2 separate regions of the Homo sapiens genome follow, and region 2 is linked to region 1. Evidence: chromatin loops called from intact Hi-C (ENCODE). Cell type or tissue: HepG2. All regions are shown on one strand.

Region 1 (5,000 bases):
ACATGCCTACAATAAAGTTAAATTTATAAATTAGGCAAAGTAAGAGATTAATAACCCTAACTCATAATAAAACAGAGCAATTATAACAATATACTATAATAAATGTTACATGAATGTGGTCTCTTTCTCCCTGTTCCTCTCTCCAAATATCTTAATATTTTCACATCGTGGTTGACTACAGGTAACTGAAACTACGGAAAGAGAAACAATAGGTAAGTGGGGACTACTGCACTCAAAGTACCAAAGATGCTGAATCCTGCATCCAAACTGTCAGATCACATGATAGTTAATAAAGTGAAGAAGACTGACAGGCATTGGGCATAGAAAAATGTCTGGGCCAGATAAATAAAAAAAAAAGATACATAATTATAAGCAATACAACATAGTAGTGATAATAATAGTTGCAACCATTTCTACTCAAAATTTTTAAATACCTGTAATAGGTCTTAGTCGCCGTAAGACAGAAGATGGCCTTCTCATATCAGCAAGGAATTTGTAGAGATCTTCATCACTTAAGCGGTCTCCTTCCTGATTTCAATAATAGAGGAAAAAGTATTTGATAAAACAAATATAGCCAGGCACAGTGGCTCACGCCTGTAATCCTAGCACTTTGGGAGGCTGAGGCGGGCGGATCATATGAGGTCAAGAGTTTGAAACCAGCCTGGCCAACATGGTGAAACCCCGTCTCTACTAAAAATACAAAAAAAATTAGCCAGGCATGGTGGCACGTGTCTGTAGTCCCAGCTACATGGGAGGCTGAGGCAGGAGAATCACGGGAGATGGAGGTTGCAGTGAGCCAAGATCACATCACTGCACTCTAGCTGGGGTGATGGAGCAAGACTCTGTCTCAAAAATAAAAATAAATAAATAAATAAATAAAGATATATATATGATGAAAAATAAATTTATAGTTTGTTAGTAAGCATGCCCTTATGCCTACAATGTAGTTAGAATAAAAAATTAAATTAAAATTATGATTATAAATATCATACCAGTTTATTTCCTTTTTTATGCTTTCAAATTTTACTAAGATTTAATAATACCACTGTCTTTTTTCTTATTTATAGTCCATTATCTATGCCTATAAAGTATTACAAAATACTCTCAAATATAGAAAACCAATACAAGTTACTGGCCGGGTGCAGTGGCTCACGCCTGTAATCCCAGCACTTTGGGAGGCCGAGGCGGGCGGACCATGAGGTCAGGAGATCGAGACCATCCTGGCCAACACAGTGAAACCCTGTCTCTACTAAAAAATACAAAAAAAAATTAGCCGGGCGGGATGGCAGGCGCCTGCAGTCCCAGCTACTCGGGAGGCTGAGGCAGGAGAATGGCGTGAACTCGGGAGGCGGAGCTTGCAGTGAGCTGAGTTCGCACCACTGCACTCCAGCCTGGATGACAGAAAAAGACTCCGTCTCAAAAAAAAAAAAAAAAAAAAAGGAAAGAAAACCAATACAAGTTAGAGATAGATGAAAAAGAGAAGAGAAAAATAAGAACACAGACATAAAACAGAATCAAAAAGCAAACTAATATAAAAATACTTGAGTCTCATAAATTTATTACTTTTTAGTTCATATTTGTGTTTTCAACTTTATATCACAAATTTCTCCAATGCAAAATCTGCAGCACTGGCTAAGGTGAGGAGGAGAAGAAGGAAGAAAGGAGGAAGAGAGAGGAAGAAGAGGGAGGAAGGATTTAGACGAGGGAGGGAGGGGGAGGAGGAATAGGAGGAGGAAGAAACTACTGTTAAGGAAAATCACAACTGTCCTCATACTAAGGCCAGAAAGAAAACTCCAAAAGGACTTCAACCAATATGAAGAGACCTTGAAAAACACAAAACAAATTACCCATAGCCGATTAACACAAATGTTCAATTTAATGTTAATATTTTTTCTTCTTACAATTAAAATAGCTAGAGTTTTTCTTTTATTAAAGAGTCAGTCTTTAGATTTTATCAATCCAATCTTCCTGCTTTGAGATTTTATTGTTTTATGCATATTTCATATATTGTTCTTTTATCTTATTTGGTAATGCATATATTTGAGGCTACTTTATTACTGTCAACTCACCTTGAGCCACAACCCATTTGCTCTTCATCATTATATTCTAAACAAGGATATAGAATTGATCTTCTTTTATCTCACTATTTAGAAAAAATAATTCTTAATTTCTAAGTGGTTATAGTTTTTTATTAATAACTTAAAAAGCTTTTAGTTTTATTGAGTTATGGTTAGAAAATCTGACTTTACAAGGTTTCTTCAGTGACCCAATATAACTAATTATTGTAAATGTTCTATCAGTTGTTGAAAAAGTATATTCTTTTCTTGTGCATACAGAAATAATATAAATTTTTTGAGACCAAGTTGCCAACACATGAAATTAATTTTTAAATGGTCCTTATTCATAATATATTCAGATTATTTCTAGTCTTCATTATTTCTATTTCACCCATTAAATTATATTTTCTCTTTCGGTACTTATTGGTCTCCATTCTTTACTCCCTGTTTCCATGCCTTTTTGGTGAGTGAAGCACAATTCCCTCCCTAGGCCTGGCCACATGCCTTGCTTTGCCAATAAGCAAACATGATGCAAACAGAGGCTTGAAAAACATTTGCACAATTTAGTTTGCTCTCTCTCTTGAACTTTTGTCAGAGCTATGAGCACATGACCAAGCTAGCCTGCTAGAAGATGACAGTAGAATTTGAGAGACATGTCACAGAGCTGAGTCATTTCTGTCTTCCCAGTAGAAGTCAGCCTATATTAGCTGATCTCAGCCAACCTCCAAACTTGTGAATGAGCCTAGTTCACTGGAGTAGTCTAGCTGATACCCTTTCCTCTACATTGGTTGTTTACTGTCCTGTACCACTGAAAAAAATAGATAACATATATCTGTCAACAAATAGAACAAATGTCTTCAAAACTATTGTGTGGGTTTGATTTTTTTTTTAAATATCTATGTATTTCTAATAATTTTGACTTCACACATTTTATTTATTTATTTATTTTGAGACAAGGCCTCACTTTGTCACCCAGGCTGGAATACAGTGGCATTATAATTGCTCACTGCAGCCTCAACCTCCTGGGCTCAAGCAATTCTCCCGTCTCAGCCTCCCAAGTAGCTGGGACTACAGGTATACACCAACATGGCCGGCTAATATTTTTTATTTTTATAGAAACAAGGTCGGCCAGGCACGGCGTCTCACGCCTGTAATCCCAGCACTTTGGGAGGCTGAGACGGACGGATCACAAGGTTAGGAGATCGAGACCATCTTGGCCAACACGGTGAAACCCTGTCTCTACTAAAAATACAAAAAATTAGCCAGGCATGGTGGCAGGCGCCTGTAGTCCCAGCTACTCGGGAGGCTGAGACAGGAGAATGGCATGAACCCAGGAGGCGGAGCTTACAGTGAGCCGAGACTGTGCCACTGCACTCCAGCCTGGGTGAGAGAGCAAGACTCAAAAACAAAAACAAAAACAAAAACAAAAAACCCAGAAACAAGGTCTCACCATGTTGCCCAGGCTGGTCTTGAACTCTTAGGCTCAAGCGACCCCCCAGCCTTGGCCTCCTAAAGGGCTGGGATTACAGGCATGAGCCGACATGCCTGGCCAACACATTTTAAATCTGTACATAAACACTAATGATTACTATATCCCTACTGTAGACAGTAATCGCTCATAAACTGAAAAAGAAAAAACTGCCTTCTGTGTCTCATTTAGGGAAAAATCTGTGCCTTGAATTCTACTTAATTAAAATGGTAATCTCTTTTTTTAACTTAATTTGCATTTGCCTGATGCATAATTTTCTAGCTACTTAAAAATAGTTACAAAAATAGTATATGCTCATGGTTAAAAATTTTTAATACAGAACCATATTAAACAGTTTCTGTACTGTAAACATTTTCCACTGCTCCATGTTTCCAGCAATCATTTATTTTTAAGTTTTCATAATCATTTTGTGCTACTTCCCAGTTATAGTAACAGTATTCAAAACAGTGTCCAGAACATGGTGATGAATGCTCAAAAAATACTGGTTGGATAAATAGATAGGGGGTAGATGGCTTATTGATTTATGCTTATAATACCAATTTATTGATAAACAGCAGGCTGAAGAAATGAAAAGAAAGCTGTGGAAATACCAACAGAAGTGGTGTAGCAGCTGAAGAAGTAGAAAGAGGGGGAAGTAACATACCTGCAAGGTTGTGTCACTGTAGCAAATCTATTACCCCATTTCCTAGCTATATCTGGTCTATCACTTTATGAAAGTGCAGTCTTCTCTAGACTCTCTTTTACTACTGTCCATAATAAAAAGACCAATACCATTTGAGACATTTATCACTGGCTTTTTTTCCTGTGAGTTTCTCAGAGCAGATGCCCATGAATACTACTGATATGTAACAGTGAAGGGGACTTCAAGTAGATTGCTATCTGTCTATTCAAGGTCCATTCAATTGAGGTCTACCCTCAATTCTTGCCCTCTCAAGTTATGAGATATCAGTAAGCCAGGATTTCCTCTTCTTACTCAGAATAACATCTCAGAAAATGGAATTTTGAAGGAATTACTAGCATTTTCCCTTAATCCACTCCAAAACATGTACTACTCCAGTTTGTTACGCTAATACAAATTTTCTCCCCATTCTTATATGGTTCTAGTCACCTAGTCACTTACAACAAAGACTTTCAAAATTTTCTGATCTTGATTCATGACACAGAATCCATTTTACATCAAAATCTAGTATATACATATACACATGTGTACACTCATACAAAAGGGGGAGGGGGGGAACGACTCCCTAAAGCAATATTTAACCTTACTACATGCAGTGCACTATTTTTTCTATTCTACTCGTGTTTTCTTTTCTTTTTTAACCTGGGTGTCATCTACTAAGCTAATTTTCATTATCATTAAGAATCATGACTGGCATTGGAAAAATACAGATTTGACTCATGGTTAAAAGTGAAGGGAACAGGTTTGCAAAGAGTAAAATATCTTTGATAGAGAA
Region 2 (5,000 bases), 110 kb after region 1:
ACCACGCCTGGCTAATTTTTGAATTTTTAGTAGAGACGGGGTTTCACCATGTTGGTCAGGCTGGTCTCGAACTCCTTACCTCAAGTGATCCCCTGCCTCGGCCTCCCAGAGTGCTGGCCTGGGATTACAGGTGTGAGCCACCGCTCCCGGCCTAATAGTAATGTTTTAAAATAACAGGTGTGGAAAAATCTCTATTTACTCAGGCCTGAGAATATTTCTTGCAAGTCATATTCCCTTTTTTTTGCCTTAGAGATATAAGAAATTAGGAGAAATCAGGGGGTATCAAATACCCTCATACTCTTTTCCTAGGAAAAAAAAATTTAAAGAATGTATTGCAACTTTGCTCACTTATATTTCTTTCAATGGGAATATTGTTCATCAATAAATGCTCGGTGCTTTAAATTTGCAATTACCATATTTGCAGAAACTTGAAAAATCATCCCAATTAAATGACAAAATGTATAGGAGGATTATCTTTCTTTTGCCCTTACAACTCAAATTATATTCGAAGTAACATTTTTACAGCAGTCAAAACTTTTAACCAAAAATTCACACCTGCAGTCTCATAAGTTTAACAAAATGGCCACATTCCACGCTTTATTTTCTTAACAACCCTGACTGTTTAAATGACTCCCATTGAACCAACAGCTTACAGTTGCTGGGCAATAAAAAAGCGAGCAAAAGGACCTCCAGCCCTGCTGTTTTAGCTATTACCCAGCACTCTCAGAGTTTGCTCTAGTCTGGCTGTTCAATCAAATTCATTTTCCAGTAGCTTCTGGCCTTTGTCTCCTCTTTCTGGCCACGCATTTCATTGCCTCCTGAATTTGATGACAACATTTTCTTTCTTCACTTTGAATCTTGGCCCAGAATCTCACTCTCCCAGCCCCATGGAAAGATGGGGAAAAGATTTCATTCTGCTGATCAAATTTGTTAGAAGACATTCTTTAGAGTCTGAAAAAATATATTTCATTAGCAGTTCTCTAGGTAGTGGAATTTTTAGTGATGTTTACTCTTTTTTCCTTGTTCTAATTTTCCTCTAATAAACAGAAAAAAAGCAAGAGTAACCCACCAAATTTGGATAAAGGGCTTCTGCTTTTCATATTCTCTTAACCAGAACAGCTTAACTTTTCTCCATTTATTTATTTAAGTATTTATTCATATTTGAAACAGGCTGGGGTGCAGTGGCATGATCTCAGCTCACTGCAACCTCCACCTCTCGGGTACAAGTGATTCTCCTGCCTTGGCCTCCCAAAGTGCTGGGATTATAGGCGTGAGCCACCGCACCTGGCCTTAATTTGATTTTTATTATCCACAACACTCATATCTCTTTTTGATCCTACTGTAATATCACATTATCCTACCTAAAGATGAATTGTTCCAACCCTGATGCTTTGGTAATCATCTTTTCTAAATTAAAAATTGAGGCCAGGTGCAGTGGCTCAGGCCTGTAATCCCAACACTTTGGGAGGACGAGGCAGGTGGATCGCTTGAGATCAGGAGTGAGAGACCAGCTTGGCCAACATGGTGAAACCCCATCTCTACTAAAAATGCAGAAAAATTAGCTGGGCATGGTGGTGCATGCCTGTAATCCTAGCTACTTGGGAAGCTGAGGCACGAGAATCTCTTGAACCCGGGAAGGAGAGATTGCAGTGAGCCAAGATCATGCCACTGCACTCCAGCCTGGGTGACAGAACGAGACCCTGTCTCAAAAAAAGAAAAAAAAAAAAGAGAGAGAGAGATTTGTAATCTAGCAAAATATGTTATTTACTTATTTTCTTTCCAACTTTTAGTGTGGGCCCAAGCGGGTACCTGTGCAGGTTTGTTTCACGAGTAAATTGTGTGTCATGGGGGTTTGTTTTACAGATGATTTTGTTACTGAGATAATCAGCATAATATGTGATATGTAGTTTTTTAATCCTTACCCTCCTCTTATCTCCACCCTCAGGTAGGCCCCAGTGTCTGTTGTTCCCTTCTTTGTGTCCATGTGTACTCAATGTTTAGCTCCCACTTATAAGTGAGAATATGCAGTATTTGGTTTTCTGTTCCTGCATTAATTTATTTAGAGATCTTTTATTTAAATACATGAATTCATTTTCAGGAAAAGCCTTCCAGAGATATAAAAGTCAAAATCCAATAAAAGAATGACCTTTGTTATGGAAAAACAAAGAAAGAAAGAAATCAGGTCTTTTTTGGAAAATCTGGGACATTGAATTGTTACACGTAACATGTGTCCCCCTAGGGACATAGGTCACTTTCAGTATTTGCCAAAGCATTAGGTCAGCCAGACATGTGAAACATCTCGGAGCTTAATAACTGAGCTGCTTCAATGTGTTTTGATAAAAGTTTAAATTCTCTGGCCCCAATTTATTGAACACATGCCTTTGACAATACAGCATTTCTTTCTTAGGCTATTAGTGAAAGATTAACCATCTACTCAGTGATTGTTATTGTGCCTGTATGTGTGCAGTATGAACAGTTATGTAACAAAACTGCAAAGATTAGAGACCTTTAAAAGGATCTGGGGAAATAGGAAGAGTCTATAATCTTATAGGAAAGGAATGAATTATGCAAGCAACTAAAAGTGTGTCAATATTCTCTGCTTCACAAACAAATTGGAAACCAGTGGTAAACTTTAGATCAGAAACAGAAACTCAAAAAATGAAAGAACTGGCCATGAGCAGTGGCTCAGGCCTGTAATCCCAGCACTTTGGGAGGTCGAGGCAGGCGGATCACCTGAGGTCGGGAGTTTGAGACCAGCCTGACCAACATGGAGAAACCCTATCTTTACTAAAAATACAAAAAATTAGACAGGCATGATGGCAGATGCCTGTAATCCCAGCTACTTGGGAGGCTGAGGCAGGAGAATCACATGAACCCAGGAGGTGGAGGTTGTGGTGAGCCTATATTGCGCCATTGCACTTCAGCCTGGGCAACAAGAGCAAAACTCTGTCTCAAAAAAAGAAAAAAGAAAAAGAAAAGAAGAAAAAGAAAGAACCTAGAAACTTAGAGGCCAACTAAGGAGACAGGCATTTTTATAAAAAGAGTTGAAAGAAATTTGTGGTAGAATAACAGAAAATACAGACAAGTTAAAAGAAAAAAGAATAAAAGCCACTAAAATGTCATGTTAAGTATTTTAGTAGACAAATTTATCATAATTTGCACAAAAATTTTCTGGTTTGTTTCTGATTTTTTAGTTTTATAATTAAAATACTTATAATTAAAATGATAAATATTCTTATAACTAAAGTCTCTGGAATCCTTCATTAGCCCCTGAAGATAAACTCTGAGAAGTGGAATTGTAGGGTATATTGATTAAGATTCTTTGGTTGCAAATGACAGAAACCCAACTGGAACTGGCTTAAGGAAAAAAGACTTGATTGACTCGCATTTATTCAATGATTTTTTTTTTTAACTATTAGAGTTTTTATTCATTTGAAACTATGGATACATTTACTTCCCAAATCAGAGCACAGGTCTGGCCAAAATAAACTATTATGAATGTTGAAGGCTTTTTTAGAGCTTTCACCTCAGATCATTCCTCATACACACACACTGATCGATACTTAGCTAAACAAGGAAGGGAGACCCTCTACAGATCTCTGGAGCTCTCCTATGCAGCAGTCTTCTCCCAGGTCCATTTCCTCAACTCACAGACTGTGAGGCTCCACTTGGACTCCTCCTCTTTGCAATATAATATGGAATCTCTCTAGGCAGGAAAGTGGGGTGATCACTCGCTCTCTCTCTAGGGATCATTGTCCTCCACCTCCTGATAGCCAATGTCTGAAAACCATTGTGTCATGTATTTGGTCTATTTTTAAAAATTGTTTCAGATGGGAGAGTAAATCTGGCCCTTGTCACTCCATCATGGCCCAAAGTGAAGTCTCTATCTCAACAATTATTTCTGGATGGCCTCTTATGTGCTAGGCCCTTGGCATCCCTGCTTTTGTGGAGCATGTGATCAAACTGCAGAAATATCAGAAGTAGAGCTGGCTCCAGGGACATCTGGATCCAGGAATATAAATGCTACCAGATTTCATGGTTTCTGTCTCTCTCTCTCTCTCTCTCTCTCTCTCTCTTACTTTCTTTCTCTCTCTCTCACCCTCTCTCCCCCTTTACATATCTGTGTCTCTGCATCTTTCTGCACGCTGATGTTAATCAAAACGTCTAAGATGAGCTGAATTAGTGAAGAGTACACAGCCAAAGCAACTTGGAATTGAATTCTTTCAAGCTTAGTCATTTTCAAGCTTAGTCATTTTAGGAGAGAGGGAATTTCTTTTCCTCAGCTTCAGTTTAAAAACTTTCTAGAAAGGAAACATAAGCCCACCCCTTGGACATATCATTGCACCTAGGGAAGTGAGTAACTTAAAGTGACCCAGGCTGGATCCTGCCTATTTTTGTGGCCAGGGATCTGGAATCTCTTAGCAGAAAAAGCCACAGGGGAATCATCAGCTGAGCAGCCATTCCCGTTTGTGTCTTCAATTCTGGGTATACTAATTTGTGACACTTAAAAAAAAACTACTTTGAAGTAATTTCTAACTTCAACACATTGACCAATAGTTTGTATTAAGGGTCAGATGTTTGCCTAGCGTAGTATTAATATATAAATACACTAAGATAGAAGTAACCTTAATATTTGAATGAATATGGTACAGATAAGCAGTAAATTATGGAATTAAACATGTGAGGGCCCAAAAGAACAAGAGCGAACTCTAACGGGTAAAAGAACCATTTTTTTTTTTTTTTGAGACGGAGTCTCGCTCTGTCACCCAGGCTGGAGTGCAGTGGCACGATCTCCGCTCACTGCAAGCTCCGCGTCCTGTGTTCACGCCATTCTCCTGCCTCAGCCTCCCGAGTAGCTGGGACTACAGGCACCCGCCACCACGCCTAGCTAATTTTTTGTATTTTTAGTAGAGACGGGGTTTCACCGTGTTAGCCAGGATGGTCTCGATCTCCTGACCTCGTGATCTGCCTGCCTCGGCCTCCCAAAGTGCTGGGATTAC

What was found. Peaks named below come from ENCODE experiments on the same cell type or tissue, not always from the same donor. Only the 100,000 strongest peaks of a DNase experiment are listed, where the experiment ranks them.
Region 2: it touches region 1 in a loop (2.4-fold over the local background); 4 of 110 quality-filtered maps call a loop at or near these places.

Annotation. Positions count from the first base shown.
Region 1 is chr1:62,619,466-62,624,465 of GRCh38, forward strand. DOCK7 (dedicator of cytokinesis 7) reads right to left here. Exons shown (of 50, transcript NM_001367561.1): 13 at 435-528. Among named protein-coding and RNA genes, the nearest start is that of ANGPTL3, 24 kb to the left of the region's middle. RefSeq lists an enhancer at 3,321-3,821. In HepG2, no CTCF peak of the experiment used is centred here; a DNase peak (open chromatin) is centred at 2,656.
Region 2 is chr1:62,731,774-62,736,773 of GRCh38, forward strand. No RefSeq gene overlaps it. Among named protein-coding and RNA genes, the nearest start is that of DOCK7-DT, 46 kb to the left of the region's middle. In HepG2, no CTCF peak of the experiment used is centred here; a DNase peak (open chromatin) is centred at 2,488.